Regions from separate parts of the Homo sapiens genome. Here region 2 is linked to region 1. A link is a loop called in an ENCODE intact Hi-C map of the cell type or tissue named here. Cell type or tissue: A673. All regions are shown on one strand. Links, peaks and the distances in the headings refer to the core of each region. The heading gives the core; the rest is flanking DNA.

Evidence for each region. Peaks named below come from ENCODE experiments on the same cell type or tissue, not always from the same donor. Only the 100,000 strongest peaks of a DNase experiment are listed, where the experiment ranks them.
Region 2: a loop joins it to region 1, with 2.1 times the contacts of the local background. A loop is called at or near these places in 1 of 110 quality-filtered maps.

What each region holds. Positions count from the first base shown.
Region 1 is chr3:34,881,289-34,885,697 of GRCh38, reverse strand. All of the region lies in intron 2 of LOC101928135 (a long non-coding RNA gene), which reads left to right. Among named protein-coding and RNA genes, the nearest start is that of LINC01811, 720 kb to the right of the region's middle. In A673, for the core only: a CTCF peak has its summit at 2,769 (motif pointing left); a DNase peak (open chromatin) is centred at 2,767; H3K27ac peaks cover 558 bases.
Region 2 is chr3:34,996,996-35,001,404 of GRCh38, reverse strand. The region is part of intron 2 of LOC101928135 (a long non-coding RNA gene); the gene reads left to right. Among named protein-coding and RNA genes, the nearest start is that of ARPP21, 640 kb to the left of the region's middle. In A673, for the core only: no CTCF peak of the experiment used is centred there; DNase peaks (open chromatin) are centred at 2,284 and 2,954; H3K27ac peaks cover 3,602 bases.

The DNA.
Region 1 (4,409 bases), core at 326-4,325:
GAGCCCTCATGACTTAATCACTTCCCGAAAGGCCCCCTCCCCATAATACCACCACAACCGGGATTCGGTTTTAACACATGAATTTTGGGAGACATTGAGACCATCATATCAGCAGACCATCAAAAACACATTTCTTTATAGTTGGAAGGAAACTTTGACATCGTTATGTCCAGCACTAGATGCTATGAAAAAAGTAAAGCCCGTCTCCCAAGACCAATCTAGAAAGGTTCGAAAATTCTAGATTTGGTGCACAATTTTAAGCAACATATGAAACTCCCAATGTCCATCCATGAAACTCCAGTGCGGTCCATGGAACTTAGATAATGAATTTTTTTTCTATGAATAATGTTTAATAAGAATGGGAGGAGAAATAAAAATTTCTTTGACCAACAAATTTCTCAAAATATTTTGTCAGGGGAAAAAATATACTGTAAAATTTACTGTGTTCTCAGCAACTATTTTTGCTTGGCTAATATTTTCAGAGATCCAGGCAGATGAATAATTTACTTCCAGAAAAAATCTATCATTTCCACATACAATGCATTTGTTAGTGTATCCAGGGCTTTGGGCTATCTTTTTGGCATACTGCATTTACTCTAGCTGAGAAGTAATTCAAATATAGCATATTTTGAATACTAGGTACTTCACTAATCCCTTCATGCTGAAACGATGATAAACAAAAAAAAAAGTTCTGTGGCAAGGATGTGAATTAATATCACCCATACATAGTGTAATCAATAAACTTATTTTAATAGCTGCCTAAGAATAATTGTTACAAGCGTATTTTGCTTTAAAAATTTTCTTAAATTTTTAAATGAGGCAATTTAAAATAATTAAATACACTTTTCTTACATAAAGTTTTCTGTGGGTATTAAAATTTCATGGTTATGAAATAATATGAAAAACAGTACAAAAATGGAGTATGCCAAATTGTGTGTACAGAATGATTACCAAGACAAAAATGAAACACCATGAGATTAAAAAAGAAAAAAACTAGAAAAAGTACCCCAAAATTATATGTGTTATGGAAAATATAACTGGGAGCTATTTTTGTAATATTCTCCACTTACCAATTTTTCTGTCACAAGATTTTACCGCTTTTATAATAAAACAAAGACGTTTTAAGGAATAACCATTTTGGGCAGTGATACTGAATTTTTCTCTAGACATTAAATCAAATAGCAGCTACAAAAGTTACTCTGTGCCAGGGCCCAAACTAAATATGCTGAAATGTTTTACCTGCTGAATTTTCAAAACATTCATATCCCTCTTATGCAAAAGAGGAAATTTATGCTTGAGGTAAGCAAGAAATTCAGTAAGAGGGAGAACTGGCAAAAATGCATGTTCCTTTTCTCCATATTTTTCGTTTTTGGAAACTAACCCTATACTACTTTGCAGTCAAGATGAATGTTTTTTCCTAATCATGGGCTGTATTATCCATACAGCAACAAGGATCTCAGACAGTGTGGGGAAATGTTGAGGGAAAAGGTGGAGAGCAGCAATTGAGACTCCTGAATACTTTACCCTTCATACTGTTCTGTCTAATATGATTGATTAACTGCTGATGCATGCGTAAAACTTGCCATAAAAGCCACCATTCCAAAATATTATACAAATGTTAACATTATAATAATCATACAATTCTTATCTCCATGGATTCTTTTTGTATTTTTTTTTCTTTTCCTGTCTGCTGCCTGAGGTGGAAAGAGGAATAAGAAGAAACAAAGTCAATAGTATTGAGTAACTTTCATGTACCAGGCCGTTTAAGGGTTTCAATGTTTACATATATTTGTGGAGAAACAAAAAAGTTTGATAATATATGATAACTTTTACAAGGAATTTTTAAAATTTCTTTCTGAAGAATGGTCTACATTAGGTTTATAGCCACATTTACATAATATAATATAAGATGCATAATTGTATGCATAAATCAACATATTTACAGCATAATTGTGAGGAAGTGGCACACCCAGGTGGCATTCTGACTCAGTTAAAGGACAAAGCATATTTGTAATGGACAGTGAAGGCAAGCATATGTAACCTTAGAAAGGGAAAAAATATCAAAAGAAAAAATGTCATCATCTGGTTCATCCTTTATTTGTCCCTAGGGTTTTCTTTTTCCCTTGGTATTTTACATAGGAGAGTATTTTGAGACCAGGCTTGGGGGATTTAAAAGCACTTTTGCTCAGAATGGAGCAGATATCATCATGTGGAGCACTATTCCCTCTTGCCTTACTCTTCGTAGAAATAAAAAATAATAAAGGAAGCTTAAAATATCTGACATTCATCAGCAAGGCTACCTGGATCTATCTTGTGCTTTCTGAGAGAAAAAAAAAAGAAAAGGTATGCAAGAAAAGCATTAGTATTTTACCATAGGAGAGCTATTTACTTGAAAATTATAGCCTGTTTTTGTGGATTTCATGGAAAATCAACACACAAACTTAGCCTAAGCCTCATTGTTCTTTCATGACGGTGATACATTGAAGCACCATTGTCTGGCTGAAACATATACAACCACCATTTGCATTTATATTTGAGAAATGGTTTGTCTCCTACTACAGTTTCCCCTTTTTAATAATTGCACATGTGATTTTTTTTCAATTACTGTTCTGTTTGTCATTTTGGAAGTCCTCATTCTTTGTCCTTAGGTACCAGTTGGTGGTGTTTTCTGGCTGGCCTTGCTTACTTCTCCATCTGTCATCAGCATTAATCATTTTATCATGAATTTTAGGGTAGCTCTGTCTGCAATATTTTAACTTCTACTCCCCCTCCTGGCCCCTCATCTACTTTGCAGCTGCAAAGCAGAACTGTATGGAGTATGTGGGCCAACATCATATCTACGGATTGGCATCGTGGACAAAAACATAGAAAGGACAAAGTTAATTCAGCATTACCCTAGAATCTAAAATATTTTAAAAATGACTTCTGTCTTCTCTGTCAAGTTTCTTTTAATTATGTTATTCAGAATTATTTTGAGGGCCAGTGTGAAAGGGGTACAGTAGGCATTTTTGCACTTATTTCTAGACTGTTTTGCACACACAGCAAGAAAAATGTGATATTAACCTGCTTTCCTATAAAATAATTGGTGACCCACTCAGAGAAGAAATTTTGCATAAGTTTACCACAAGTCTAACTATATGTTTTCATTAAACTCTTAGTTCATAGTTGCAGGACACTATAGTTCAAATCATTGAAAGAAGATATCAGCCAAAAGTCATTTCCATTTAGTTTAAACAATTGTTTCATGATATTGTTGGTTTGTTTGTTTAAATAAAAAAAGGCTCTTCAACATTTGGCCAGAGAGGGTGGTCAACTGAACTCCACCTTATAGACCCACCAAGCACATCATATCCCCAAAACTTTCCCATGGAACACATGTTCCTCAAGATATTCTGCCAAAAGGACAACAACAACAACGACGACAACAACAACAAAAGTACTTCTTTATTAGTTATGCTGAACGTTATACATTTCTCTTGAAGATAAAAAGAACTTTGTTATATTAAATACATATATCATATTTTTGACCTAACACCTAGAGTGCCCTATAAAAGTAATGTTTAATGAAATATCTCTTGGTTAGGGCCAAAATCAAAATTCTTTTCTTTGGTATCAGAGAAACAAATCTTAGTGACAGTTATCAAACAAGTGTCTCCAGGGACTCATGTTTCCATTTTTATATCACCACACTGCATCTACCTTGCAGTTTTACTTAAGTAAATAATCATGAATGGATAAATGCATAAGCAACTGATTAGAACCTGAAAATACATATTTTATCTGAAAAAAGTCTTGAGTTATTGGCTCATCACATTGGAATTTTTGCATCATTAAAAAATCCAATAAAGTACACTGTAATAAAGAATTTAACAGAATATCATTGTTTATTCAAACTATTTATCACTTATTTTATTGGTAAGCCATACTAAATTCTAAAGCATGTTTCTGAAAGTTTATGCATCATCCCCCAAATACTTGTATCCTAACTGAGTACTTGGATCTGCCTTATATTTAGAGTTCACAGAGTTGCAAAACCTCTGAGTAGGGCAGGGGATGTTATGGCTAAGATAGGCGAATGTTTCATTGTACAGATGCAGTAAGTAAGCCTCAGATGGCACAAAGGATTTGTATGAGGTCACAAGGATAAATTTTCATAGAGGCGTTTCATACTTTTTTCAGTATATTCAGCAGTATCAAGAACATTTAATAAGAAATTTGATATATTAATTCATTATATTTATATCAACACCTCTCTTAAAAGCTAATTTTTAGATAGAACAGATTCAAAAACCTATTATCTTAAGACTTAATGGAAAGGAAATTTTTCTTACTCATTAATTGGCTAGACTCCTGTGCAATTTGCCAAGAAACGATACTCAGAAGGTCTAGTTTGCAAAAGAGAATCATTT
Region 2 (4,409 bases), core at 293-4,292, 120 kb before region 1:
CCAGGCTGGAGTGCAGTGGTGTGATCCTCTGCTCACTGCAACCTCCGCCTTCCAGGTTCAAGCTATTCTCCTCCCTCAGCCGCCCGAATAGCTGAGATTACAGACACGTACCACCATGTAGAGCTAATTTTTGTATTTTTAGTGGAGACGGAGTTTCACCATGTTGGCCAGTCTGGTCTTGAACTCCTGACCTTGTGATCCGCCCGTCTCGGCCTCCCCAAGTGCTGGGATCAGAGGCATGAGCCACTGTGCCCGGCCCTCATTGTCTTTTTATAACCACCCCCACTTCCCTCTCACTCTCACTCCCTTCTCAACCTCAAACAAACACTAATTTGATCTCCATTTCTATAATGTGTCATTTCAAACATGTTACATAAACGGAAGTATACAGTATGTAACCTTTTCTTCATCTGAGAAAGACTCAATTTCCCCTTCATTTCTGAAGGATATTTTCACTCAATATAGAATTTTGGTTTGACTGTTTTTCTGTTAATTTTTTTTTATTTTAAAATATTTAACTAACAAAAATTGTATACATTTGAGGTTTATGACATGATGATCCAATATACATATACATTGTATAATGATTGCTACAATCAAATTAATAAACACATTCACCACCACCCATAGTCACCATTCGTGTGTATGTGTGGTATAGACTTTTAGTTATGAGATGAATACATTCTAGAGATCTAATGTACAGCATGATCTTTTCTTTCAGCACTTGAAAAATATTGTGTCACTTTCTTGTAGCTTCCTCTGTTTCTGTTGAGAAAACTGTGGTCATTCTATTTGTTTTACCATGAAGGTAACGTGAGTTCTCCTCAGGTAGGCAAAGGAGCACTACTACTTTACTGCCAGCTGGTGGTAGAGTCCAGTTTCCCCTCTCAGCCTCCTTTGATGCATAAGGGGCATAGCTGGGTTCCTTGCTTCTAGGCAGGTGTGGGAGTTTTGGCTTTCACTACCCTAGCAAAGAAAGACAGGAATACCTTTTGACTTCTCCCCACAAGGCTCCAACTTATACCACAAGTAGGTGGCCTTATTGCTGCTGCATGATAGTGAAAATTTTGATCTTCCACTTGGTCTTCTCTGACCTCTGCAATTTTCCTCATTCCTGCTGAGTAGAAGTAAAAGCCTAGATTCCTAGATGGTCTCTACTGATTCTTCTGTGGAGGGTGCTTGGTGTGGTCCAGGAGGGCTGGTGTCCCAGCTCCCTACAAGACCTACTGGCACCTCATCCCAGCCTGATGAAGGTGAGTGTAGAGGTCTAGGCTCTCACTTGGGCTTTGCTGGCCTGAGTGGGGGTGGGCTGCAGTTTTCCTGGAGTGTTTGACTAGAGTAGAGCAGTTATTATTTAAAAGCTTAAGGGTTTTATTGTTGCTGCTGTTTTTTGTTTTTTCTTGCTAGATTGCCCCTTTCCTGGCCCCATGACTACAGCAAGCAGGCTACTCTTAAGGCTGTTGAGGTTCCCACTCATAAATGTTTCCAGGTTGCTGGCTTCTGCAGTTTCTAGTCCAGGATATAAAAGGAAAAATTAAAGAAACGATCAAACAAAAGAGAAACACAGCACTGGGTTGTTCCTCAGTCCCAGGGCCCCTGACTGACCTGTCTTCTCTCTCTACCTTTCAGAATCTTCAAAGGTTTGTTTTACATAGAGTGTCCAGGGTTTTTGTTTGTACTAGATGGTAGGAATAGGAAAAGTATGTCTACCCCATCTTCCTGGAATAGAAGCTACATAAAGTTTTTAATTCACTCAACTCTCTCAGCACAGACCCTCCTAGTCAGGTGGCTGATTTCTTATATCTTCTTATGTAAAAATGTGTATGCTCATTAGGATATGTTGGTGGGAATCTGGTTTTTCTTAGTGGAATCAGCATTCCTAAAATAAAAAACCAAAACTTTTAGTGTAATTCTGACCAATGAAACAATTATACAATGAAATAAAGCAAGAGAAAACACATAACAGTAAAACTGTATCTGCTTTTAATTTTCAGACAGTCAACCCACTGATTGACTTCTTTCTTTAGTCATAGATCCTGTCAGGTCCCAGTTGTGTTGTGTATAAATAATCCATTGGCTTATATATCCAAAAATGCTACCCTAAGATCATGTTGTAGGAGAAAGGACTACATCCATATTTAGTCTTTTAAAGCTGAATAATTTGCATTTATTTGCCAAATTTTGCTAACACTTCAAAAAATCATCTGCAGTAATTTTCAAAATCCTCATTTCCTCTGTCCGGAAATATTTTATGACTAAGTATGGCATTCTTTGTTTGTTATTTCATAGCTCTACTAATGTAATTTGCCATAAAACAAACAGAACCGGAAGTGAAGCAATATAAGGTTTGTTATAATGAGCTTACTTTATCACTACTTTCTCCTAATGGGATTATAGTCTATAAATGATCATGTCACCATAGCAACCACCTTAAAAACCACACTGGTCTGTAATGCAATAACAACACCTGTGTACTATCATTTTGTTTTGTAGTTTATAGTATTTTTGGTCTAAAAAAATAAGAGGATACCAAAAGCACAACCTATTGTTTCAATCATGGTTCCTCATCACATTTATTTTATATTCAGCCATTCCCAATTTGAATTGGTATTTACATGCAGAAGATGGAAGGAATGGTGTCTTGATAACTTACTGAGTTAACTCTGAATAACTTCACATCAATGCTTCATAAGCAAAAGAAAAGATTAATTTATGGAAGAATTAAATTTCCAAATGGAATAAAGCAATATATAAGAAATATGTTCTTAAATATATTTTAGAAGTTCTTGCCTTATGAAAAATTATGTCATTTTTGCACCTATTTCTGCTCAGTATTCATATAAATATGATGCAGTGGGGGAAATTTTTTGCTATGATAAAAACCAGGTGCAATTTCCATTAGTTGTACCCTGGGTTTTGAGTCAGCAAACAAGTTCTGATTTTACTATTTCCCCTTGGATTACAATAAAAAAATTTGAAATCTTGCCCTCATTTCTGTCATTGAAAACATAAGGACAAGAAACTAGTGGTGGGGATAGAGGGTTAACAATATTTTCAGCAAAAGCAATCTCCTCTCTAGTTCACAGGCAGCATAGTTTGAATTCCTCCAAGTGTAAGTCAGGATGCTCTAGGTTAAATTGGGGATACTGACAACTCCCAGTTCTCAGTGAAGATTTATTTCTCTCTTCATTCCCTTATATGTTAATTGTTGCTTGCCTAGGGTAAGAGTGGTAGTGGGCTTATTTACTCTCCAGCATCAGACTGACAGAGGTTCCACTATTTGGAATAGAGACCACAAAGGAGAGTAGGAGATTCACATGAAGCTTTTAAATGCCACGTCCTAACACCAACACCTGTTATTCGTAGTTCATTAGCCAGTGCAGGTCATATGACCATGCCTAGCTTCAAGGGAATAGGAGTGCAGTGTTTTCATAAGCCCCAAAAAAAGAAGGGGTCCAGAGAGTGCTGAACATTTGCAAAATTTATCATACACAATTTAATATTTATGACAACATATTTTGTGAGTAAACTGTAATATTTTGAACTAACATTTTGAAGGTCAACTATATTTGAGACACTGTTAACATTTGTCACATTCTAAGTTAAATTGTCATGATTAGAAGCACTTCTTTAAAGATTCTCATATAAATTATGTTAATCAAAATCTAGGCTTTTTTCCTGTTGTAACAGAGACGTGTATAACAATAATAGTTTATTCAGGAGAGAAGTTTATTTTATGTCCATGTGACAATTCAGGTTGGTGGTTCGGGGATGGTATAATGACTTCTTAATCTTTAGAAACCCAAGATTACTCTATTTTCCTAAATATACTGTTTTGGTTTCATGGTCCAACAGGGATTCACCTGCATCCAAGCTACCAGAAGAAAAATAGAAGGGAGGGAGGACATGTTTTGTTTTTGTTTTGTTTTGTTTTGTTTTTGATGGATACAAAAATAAGTTATCCATATTACATCTATTTCCACCCTATTGTTTGGAGCTTAGCGCATGGCTACCACTAACTCCAATGGAAGTAAAAAAAAAATGCTGTCTTTTACTGCCCACCTCCACCTGCAATTAACAATTCTATGACTATATAAGAGGAAACATAGGTTGAACAACAGAATAAAGCACAAGCCTATGTTCAAGATTCCTCATTGAATGCTTTAGACTTGTCATTCCAAGAATTCTTGCTACAAGTTTCTTTCACTCATTCAAGGGAAACTGAAAGACTCATGACAGAGACAACTCTTGACATTTTCCAATTGTGTGATCTTTGTTGTTTCTTGTCTGATAGCCCTTTCTCATTTCCTTGGACCTTTCTGTAAAAGCCTATTCAAATGCTATATCTTCAATTAATTCTTCCCTTTTCCCCCAACACCTTATTAGCTTTATCCCTAGACTTCCCAACA